Regions from separate parts of the Homo sapiens genome. Here regions 2 and 3 are each linked to region 1. Evidence: chromatin contacts called from ENCODE Hi-C or POLR2A ChIA-PET data. All regions are on one chromosome and are shown on one strand. The core of a region is the stretch at or near the end of the contact, and the rest is flanking DNA. Distances in the headings are between cores, read along the strand shown.

Region 1 (3,118 bases), core at 340-2,839:
CCAATAAGACACTTTAAATGTAGTACTGTTTTGTTACATGACAATTTCAAATCAAGTCATCTCAAAATCGTACTGACAGCCTTGGAACTACCACTGGTTATAACACTATTAATAAATAGAATTACATGAAATTATGCTTTTAATTCTATCAAATCTCCTGACTACTCAGTTTCTTGGACCGCCCCTGGGGAAATCTCTCACTTCCTATCACGGAAGTGACTGCCCTTTATTTTAAAGAACGGGGTTCTCCTAGTTTGGACATCTTTTAAGGGGTTTTCCATAGAAACAACTGCTACCCACATCCAACTGAGAAATCTCAATGTCAAGTCCTCTAAGCATGACTTAATTAAAAAAATTTCCCCTGCAGTTTCCATTTCAGATCCACGGCTGTTTTCCTCCTTGACCCTGGAGCGTTCCTGTACTTACTTCACTCCTGTCCCTCACCGAAAACAGCGGTACTGGAGGAATCAACCCCATGCCCGCCAGTCACCGGGTTGTTTGAGGTCATGGATAAATACAGCTGAAGCTCCTCTGCCCCGTACGTACGGCTAGCACGAGAAACTTACTGTAGTTTTAGTTTTAACATTCTCCATAGGTGACTTTAAACTTCATTTCTTGAAAATGGGTTCAAAATAAGAAAACTGCCCTGGTTGCGCAGGGATCACACCCGCAGCAGACGGCGCGCGCTGGCCTTGGCGGGCCGGGCGAGAGCGGCCTTAGGCGTTCACTCCCCTGCCTGCCTGCGCTCCACTCGAACCCAGCTTTTTCTTGGGCGAGTATGCTAAGGGCCGAAGTTTCCGTGGAGAGCCGCCCCCACAGGCCCCGGGGGCTGCCAGGACCTCTGAGGCAGGGCCGGGGGCCAAGGGCAGGTCTGCCCGGAGGCGGCACGAAAACCTCTGCCAGGCTTTGGGATTGGGATGCAGGGCGCTCCAAGGAGACCCCCGCCCCTAGTTTCACCGAGAGGCCCATCCCCGAAAGACTCCCAGGCTCGATGAGACTCGAAGCCCACGGGGCGAAGGGCACCTGCCCGGGCGCCAGGAGGCCCGGCCCAGGGTCGCCGTGGCGCCCTTACCCACGGTGGACTTGCAGGCCTCGCAGAAGGTGTCGTCGGTGAAGCGCTCCATCAGGCTGGTCTTGCCCACGCCGCGGGAGCCGATAATGATGACCTGCAACTTGAAGTCGGCCGGCCTGGGGGGCTGCTTCCTCCGGCGGCCCTGGCCGCCCGACAGCGCCGGGGAGCCCGCGCCCAGACCGCCGCCGCCCCCGGCCCGCCTCTGCAGCGCGGCGCCCGGATCCATACACGCATGCGGCTCCCGCTCGGCCCGCCGCCCGCCGCCGCCCGCCCCCCGGCTGCGCGCCCCGGGCCCCGGCGCCCCCTCGGCCTCCGCCGCGCGCGGGGGGTCGGCCCCGGGCTCGGCTTCCGCCCGCTGGAGCGGCCCCGGCGGCCCGTGGGCTCCGCGCTGCAACTGCGCCGCCGGCCGGCTCTCTGCGCCCGGGTCCCCTCCTCCTCCTCCTCCGCCGCTGCCGCCGCCGCCGCCGGGAGAGGAGGAAGGGAAGCAGCTACTCCGCAGTAGCGGCAGCAGCATCCCGGACGAGGAGGGGCAGGAAGCGCAGGCGCGGGCGGGGCGGCTGGCCGCGAGGGGCCGGAGGCGGGCGGGTGGGCGCCCCCTGCCGGCGGGAGGACCGCGCGCCCGGGCCTCGGTTGGGTACTGCGCGCGGAGCTTTCCCGCAACCCGCGCCGCTCTTTCCCTGCCTCTGCTCGCCTGCCCGCCCCCGCTTCCCTCCCTCTTCCGCCGGCTCTTTCATCTTTTCTTCCTCTTATCTCTTCCCTTTTCCCCCTTTTCACTCCTCCCTACTCGGCTTTCACTCTGACCCGCATTTATAGTTAACACAAGAAACTTAGTGTGGTTTTAGTCTTAAAATTCTCCGTAGGCAATTTTGAACTTCAGCATTCCGGTGCATCATGAAAATGGGTTCAAAATAAGAAAAAGAACCCTGGTTGACAGTGAAAACACTCCCATGCGCACAGTCCCCAAACACCATGCACATGTTTTCGCCCCCGCGCGCTCGGTGTAGCTGGAACGCTGGAAAGGCCCCGACCTGAGGCCGCGCCGCCGGGCCGCCTGCGCTGCGTTCGCGTCTACACCAGCGCTCTCTCACAAACACCAGCGGGTGCAAGCCCCCGCACCCTCTACCGGGCCGTGGCACTGCTCGGTCTCTCTCCGTCACGTCTGTCTCCCATTTTGCACGGAAACGCGCGAAATCAGTTATTTTTAACTCTGATCGCTGTCTCACTCAGAGTTCAGAAGTTTTTATGCTGTTTAATTTTTAAATTAAGTAAATGGCATACTCCTTTGGGGGAATAAGCGAGTTAAAACTCAAACAGTGCGAGAAGATTGAAACTTTAGGAATTATGGACTCGGGTCGTATGTTTTGCCATTTCTGTTTGGAAGGATTTAAGGATACAGAAAATCACTGCTGATTCCTTGCCAGAGATTTGTTTAGCAAATTCCTCAGCTTGAACTTGAGCATCTCAGAACACAGGGTTCTGAATATGATAGGGGCTGGCAACATTTGCCGAATGATCACGTTACCCACAAAATTTCAGCTGTGCTGTATTTAGAACTAGGTTTAGTAATGCACAGTACACGCATATGTTACACAGCAAACCTGATTTGTAAAAATCTAGCGTTGCCCACAGTGTAGATTGGAAGTTTACATCTATGAGAGCATTCTTAACTGTGCAGTCACTGTAGGGATCTTTATAATATGAATTCTGAGAATATGTAAAATATGATCCCTCTATATTATTTGAAACACAGATCCATCACTTACCATCACGGAATTTACTTTCTTTCTTTCCTTCTTTCTTTCTTTTTCTTTCATTTTGTTTTGTTTTGATTTTGAGACAGCCTTGCTCTGTTGCGCAGGCTGGAGTGCAGTGGTGCGATCACAGCTCACGGCAGCCTGGAACTCCTGGGCCCAAGTGATTTTCCTTGCTTAGCCTCCTGAGCCGCTGAGACCACAGGCACGTGCCACCACGCCTGGCTAATTTAAAAATTTTTTGTACAGTTGGGGTTTTGGTTTGTTAACCAGGCTAGTCAACAGTGTGAGACCC
Region 2 (3,118 bases), core at 249-2,748, 5.3 Mb after region 1:
AGAGCTTGAACCACTAGCCAGTAACATCCTGCATACAGGCAGCTGAAATTCTCTACCATGAAAATGTGGATACCTGGGCATAACAAGCAATGACACCCCAAAGCTAATGTGTAGAATGAGGAAGGAAGATCACAAAGATGCTGGCAAAAAGGGTATGATAAACTCATCCCCAGATATACCTGGAGCCTTTGAATCTTGGGAGAAAGGGAAAACTAGCCCCATGTCGGGGCTCTAAATCCTGTTCTTTCCTAACCCTAGCAACTCTTGTCTGGACATCTGTCCTTCAGAAATTGCAGTTCATCTTGTTCAAGCTTAGTTTCATCAAAGCATAAACGAACATCGAGTCAGCCATCATAAAAGCTGTTTCACTCAAAAGAGCCTAAAGCACTCAAAAGTGCTCTTAGTTATAAAGTCCAGGAGGGTCCACCACCTTCGACAAATTACCTCACCTCTCTGGGTTTCACTTTCCTCAGTTATAAAACGCAAAGCCTTCACAAGGTAATCTATCAGGTCCTACTGAATTCTAAATGCTTTGATTCTTCTCTTACCAAAAGACCATTCCAAATCTACCTTAAACTAAAGCGGCCAAACGAATCCTCTAAACATCCCTTTCTTATTACTCCGTTAGTGAAGACTCCAAAATTACTCTCTATGGCTTCTTAGATAATCTTTTCTTTCTCCTAAGTTTTCAAGACATCCATAAGAAGGTCCTACTTACCTATCTACCCTTATTTCCGACTATTAGTCATTACAGTTCTGTTCCATACCCGCCGGTGTCCCCACGGCCTGCTTTTCACAGGACACAATTCCCAGCTTTTGAGTTTTGCTCGTTACCACCTCCCACACATCTAGCCGGAAACGCTAAGTTCTCCCTCTTAAGGTTGAATCCAAGGCCTTCAGTGAGGTCACGACTCTTTTCCAAGTAACCTTTCCCTATTTCTGTTAATGGTCCTTTCTTCAATCAACACGAATAAACTAAACCTTTACAAGATGCAAGACACACTGAGCGAATTACAACTCTATGTAAATCATCACATTTGAGCCCGTATCAACCACACACTCGGTTACCGGCATGCTAATGGCTTCCTTGGAGGCTTCACCTTAGGCAAGACCGTGCAACAGGAGGCTCCTCCACCCTCCAAAGCATCTAGGATAGTGTTGGGCACAGGGCAGGTGCTCCACACGAACACGCCCGGGTCGGCCCCAATCCACCGCCAGGACCCGCCGCGGCGCCGGGAGGGCAGGCGTTGGCCGCCGGGCAGCCGGGCCGTCCAAGGCCCAGGTGTCTGAGGTCACCCAGGTGGCGCAGGGCCGGCCCACGCACGGCCGGGACCCGGCCACTTCTCCAGCAGGGCGTCTCCCCATACCGGCTCCATCGCCTGCAGCCTCCCGGCCCCTGGACGTCCGGGCCAGGGCCTCGCCACCAACCCTCCTCCCGCCGCCAACCCTCCTCCCTCCACCTCCGGCCCCGCGCCCCCTTCTCAGCCAGTCTGACAGGTCCTGCCGCCGCCTGGCCGCCCTGGGGCGGGGTCCGGCCGCAGGCGCGCGACGGGAGGGGGCGCGGGGGTACGGAGACGGCGGCCCGAGGGGTCTCGCGAGCAGAGTCGAGCGCGACTCACCCGACGCCAAACACCAGAACCGGGGCCGCCCTGCGCGAGACCACAAACGACAGCGAAGAGCGTTAGGCTGTGGCCGGACAGTGGCGGCGCCGACACTTCCTGCCTGAAGGGGCGGAGCGGAAGGCGCACCGGAAGGCGCACCGGAAGGCGCACCGGAAGGCGCGGCGGGACCAAGTGGAACGGGGGTGCGCTGAGTGTTCGCGCCCGGGCCGGCGGGGTCTGCGTGTCCGCCGAGCGGCGGGGCTGCTGAGGCCGGACGCACACGGCCGGGGTCTTAATTGCCCCTCCGGCCTGCTCCGATCCGCTGCGATATCGCGGCCTGCGCTGCGGCGGTCGTCCGCAGCCCGGCCCTCGTCCCCCGCTCCTTTGGTAGCTCCGCCACCCTTCCGCATTCCTGGGCCCGCTGGGCGCGGCTGGGCAGGCCGCTGGAATTTGACCCGAGTGGGCCGCGATCGGCCGAGGATTTGGGGTCCCCTTTGACCCAGGCGGGGCGCGATCCGCCTAGGATTTGGGGTCCCCTGGCGCCGAACCCTGAGTTGCCAGATGTAGCAAGTAAAAGTACAGTTCTTCTAAATTTGAATTTCAGACAAGACAGGTTTTAGGGTTCGTCTCATGTAATGTTGAGAAGGTGAGGGCGGCGCCTGGGCGGATTCTTCTCCGTTCCAGAATCCCTTTCTCTTTTCAAACCGCATTACAGCCCGAGTTAAATTCTTTAACCTACTCCTCTCTGCTTACCCTCATAAGGTTTACGGCCGTATCAGGCTACGGCCGCAGCCTACGGCTGTTTGATTCCCCTTTTGGCCACAAGAAAGTTTTATTCGAACTACTTGCTTTCCTTTATCAAGAAAATGGCAACGCACACACATACATGCACACACAAATAAAAACACAAAGCTACGTTTTTCAGGTTTTGTTCTAGATCGTGTTTGTGGCTGTGTTCTTCAGGATATTTTCCCTCACCTTGAGGTAATCTAGCATTACTTCATCTAGCATTACTAAAATAGCATTACTTCAGGATGGTGGAGGATCGGCAATCTAATAGCAAATCTTTATTGAACTCTTCTTACTGCCTTAACATGTGCCGGATGCTGAGAGATGAATTCAAAGCCTCTTAGGGAGTTTATATTCTAGAAATCTTTGATCAGAAATTCCTAGAAGAGAGGGACCTTGTGTTCAGCACTCTGTAGCAGTTCTTAAACAGTAGCACGCATAATAACAGGGCTTTTAAAAACATTTTTGAGCCTCAAAACCGGGTATCAGGATTCAGTGAGTAAGGGGTGGAGGATAATTCGAATTTCTGGTAAGCACACATGATGCTGATGGGGTGGTCGCCATCCCAGCAGCACAGCTCTAAACGCGGTTCATAACTGTGTGTATTTTCTCAATAGTGTTAGAAAAGCAATTGCTGAAAAGTCACACCTGGTTCTACAATATTTACTCTTAGGTTTTGGTTCGATAGTCTAAATTAAAAAAAAAAAAGTTTCTAGAATTGTGCTGTC
Region 3 (3,118 bases), core at 192-2,691, 5.1 Mb before region 1:
AGCGTTCATCAACAGATGAATAAAGATAATGTAGCATATATACACAATGGAATATTAGTCATTAAAAAGAATGAAATCCTGTCATTTGCAACAACATGGATGAAACCGGATGTCATTATGTTAACTGAAATAAGCCAGGCACATGAAGACAATATCATGTTGTTACTCATGTGGGAGCTAAAAATGTGGACCTGATGGAGGTAAAGAGTGGATTGGTGGTTACCACAGACTGGGAAGGGTAGCAGGAAGAGGAGCGGGATGAAGAAGAGAAATTGGTTAATGGGTACAAAAAACCCCAGAAGAAATAAAATCTAGTGCCTGATAGTACAGTGGGGTGGACACAGTTAACAATAACTTATTGTGTAGTTCAAAATAGCTAAAAGAAAAATTGGAATGTTCCCAACATAAAGATAAATGTTTGAGATGACAAATATCCCAATTGCCCTGATTTAGTCGTTACACATTGTATGCATGTATCAAAGTATCACCTGCACCTGCAAATATGTGCAACTTCTATGTATCAATTTAACAAATTGGGGGAAAAAAAACCCAAACCAAACTCAAAGTGGAATAATGAAAACACTCCATAGGGAAGAGAGCTGTCCCTCAGAATCTTCAAGAAACCTTCGAAAGGTGGTCGACTGACATGGAGATGGACACGCGATAAATAACCACACGAACATTTCGACCCGGCTTTCCAGTCACACCTCCGAAGCAAGCTATGTCTCTGCGTCATTTCAGCTCCTCAGGGTACGAGCGAGCAGGCCGCCAGGGCCGCCGGGATAAAGCCCAAGCGGGATAAGCTCTAAGTCCCGACCCGCCCGCTTGACCCTCTACCACGGGGCCCGAGAGGACGCACAGAGGCGAGAAGGGACTTCTCCAGCCAAGTTCACCCCCTCCGTCATTAGCGCGGCCTGTTACTCAACCTCTGGTTCAGGTTTCCGAAGCGCCGCTGAAGACAAACCTGCGGACCCCACGCCCCTCCCCAGCACGGCCCTGGGGCGCGAGCTGGAGCAGCTCTTCGAGCTGCTTCTCCCACCCGGGCTCGCCCAGTCTGGAGGAGGAACAGCGCCCGCCCACCCCAAGGAGTTCCCATTTTCCTTGGGACTGAGGACACAAGGCAATAGACCCACGCGTTGGGTAGTGAAGCACAGGGCTAATGCGAAGTGAGCCCATGTCAGGGGTGGGAGTGCCAGTTCCACCCCTCCACGGCGGCCGAGGGACAAACACAAAGAAAGGAAGGGCCGGAGTTCCAGCCGTCACACTCACCAGCACAGCCAAACGCGATTCTGTTTGCGGAAACGGCGGCCCGCGCCACGCGTGTCTGCTTACGTCACTTCCGGAGGTGCGAGAGTCACGTGGAGACGGTCAGGCGAGAGTGCCGCGACGCACGTCCTCCGCGCCGGAACTACGAGTCCCGACGTGCCGCGCGCGGCATGCAGAAGCTTCACTGAGCGGGCACTGGAGGTCGCGAGCACGTTGCTAGTGGGCGCGGCTGGCGGGGCCGGGGGCGGCAGGGGGCTAGCGTCCGGCTGAGCCCGGCGGGTTCCTGCACGCGGACCCACGCTTTGTCGGGCTGCTCTGCTGAGTGACACCGCCGTGGCATCCGAGGAGCTGTGGTCCAGCCTGCGCGGCGGGAAGCGGCGGCGGCGGCTCCAGCGTCCTAAGAGGTAGCATGGGCCCAGGCCTCTGTGGGGCAGCGGGAGGGGTCTAGAGGGCACCTTCAACCCTGGGCGTGTGTCCGGGAGCTGACTCGCGGCGCGAACCCGGCAACTGCTCCGCGTGCGCCGCTCTTCGGGCTGTGGCAGTGTACGACTGCCAGACGGGTCGTCCACACTCGCCGACCCCACAGACCCCGGCGGCCGAGAGAGGTCCCCCCGCCCTTCCGGGTCGAGCCAGTGTCCTGGCAAATCTTGCTTTGGGACTGTTTTTCAGCCTCCTTTGCTGTAACCCTTCACCGTGTTCTCCCCCCTTCTTCCGAAGCCAGTTGAAGAGGGGCCCGGAAGCGCCCGCGTTCGGAATGGTTTTTAAAATTAGCAATTTCTTATTAGGGACTGGCAGACTGGTCCTTACCGCCGTGTTTGGGAAGCCACAAGAGGCCATTCTTACCTGTTAGATTCTGAGAAAAGGGACCGCCTATACCTCTTCTTGACAAATACCTAAGGATGCATTAGTCTGCGTTGGCTGAACTTGGCATGGTGTGGTTTGGGGGAGACAACACACTTTTTTTGGCCATCACCCCAGATTTCTACTGGGGAGTGAAAGCGCCTACTGTACTGAAACTCGAAAGCTCCATAGTTGAGGACTTTCAACCTGAGATCAGGGTCAAAACTACCTGTGGATAGATTATTGAAGCGTGTGCATATTAACGTCGTGCGTCAAGTCCCCACCTTCCAAGGTTGTAAAACTGATCAGATTTACAATCCGTCTTGAATTACTCTTTACCAAAATTGATCCATTTAAAACAGCTTTGAAAATGTGCTTTACCAGCCTTCCTTCTTGTCAGTAGGCACAGGTATATTAATGAATAGACCTGGCTTTGGGGAAGGCAGCATTTGCAGCGTTGTGCTTTCCAATCTAATCACTTCTAAATTGTGGGCATTAGCCCATTTGAGGTTACAAACTTTGAACCAAGAATGAGGCCTATTTTTCACAAATAAGGATGACCCATCAATTTCTGATGACTGCTTGTATTTGTTATTATATGAAATGAGGTAAGTTGAGAATTAATCTCATTACATGAATATTGACAACTGCAAAAGTGTAGGTCTTACAGATCGAATGCATTATAGGCATATACAAGCATTAGAACCAGGCAATTACATTCCCTGTTCCTGATGCTTAAGTTTCTTGAGATAATTGCTGTTGTAATTTTACAGAAAATGAGTGTAATTTTGACTTTTAAAAACATGTTTTAATGTTTTTAAACACCGGGTGCAGTGGCTCACTTCTGTAATCCCAGCCGTTGGGAGGCCGAGGCGGTTGGATCACGAGGTCAGGAGTTTGAGACCAGCCTGGCCAACATGGTGAAACCCCGTCTCTACTAAAAATACAAAAATTAGCCAGGCGTGGTGGCGCGTGCCTGTAATCCCAGCTACTCAGGAGGCTGAGGCAGGAG

What was found. Hi-C counts contacts between places; a loop is a spot of excess contacts on that map. ChIA-PET counts read pairs that join two places held with the same protein, here RNA polymerase II (POLR2A). Pooled maps may share reads with other maps.
Region 2: a loop to region 1 is called in a map with no recorded cell type, with 6 times the contacts of the local background. The contact joins the promoter of MYL12-AS1 here to the promoter of RAB12 in region 1. A Hi-C loop is called at or near these places in 1 of 168 maps with a recorded cell type or tissue (CD4-positive, alpha-beta T cell), 3 of 37 single-sample maps with no recorded cell type and 7 of 50 pooled maps.
Region 3: a map of CD4-positive, alpha-beta T cell shows a loop between it and region 1 (20-fold over the local background). The contact joins the promoter of FAM210A here to the promoter of RAB12 in region 1. A Hi-C loop is called at or near these places in 2 of 168 maps with a recorded cell type or tissue (CD4-positive, alpha-beta T cell and CD8-positive, alpha-beta T cell) and 9 of 50 pooled maps. POLR2A ChIA-PET finds 5 or more read pairs at or near these places in 1 of 52 experiments (naive thymus-derived CD4-positive, alpha-beta T cell).

What each region holds. Positions count from the first base shown.
Region 1 is chr18:8,607,908-8,611,025 of GRCh38, reverse strand. It overlaps RAB12 (RAB12, member RAS oncogene family), which reads right to left and starts at 1,589. Exons shown (of 6, transcript NM_001025300.3): 1 at 1,073-1,589. The coding sequence starts at 1,586. RefSeq lists an enhancer at 302-351 and silencers at 802-1,101, 1,532-1,761.
Region 2 is chr18:3,260,739-3,263,856 of GRCh38, reverse strand. It overlaps MYL12-AS1 (MYL12A and MYL12B antisense RNA 1), which reads left to right and starts at 1,498. Exons shown (of 4, transcript NR_130145.1): 1 at 1,498-1,804; 2 at 2,527-2,585. MYL12B (myosin light chain 12B) reads right to left here and starts at 1,724. Exons shown (of 4, transcript NM_033546.4): 1 at 1,620-1,724. RefSeq lists a silencer at 1,179-2,068 and an enhancer at 2,279-2,328.
Region 3 is chr18:13,724,881-13,727,998 of GRCh38, reverse strand. FAM210A (family with sequence similarity 210 member A) reads left to right here and starts at 1,441. Exons shown (of 4, transcript NM_152352.4): 1 at 1,441-1,670. RNMT (RNA guanine-7 methyltransferase) reads right to left here and starts at 1,326. Exons shown (of 12, transcript NM_003799.3): 1 at 1,270-1,326. RefSeq lists an enhancer at 1,338-2,263.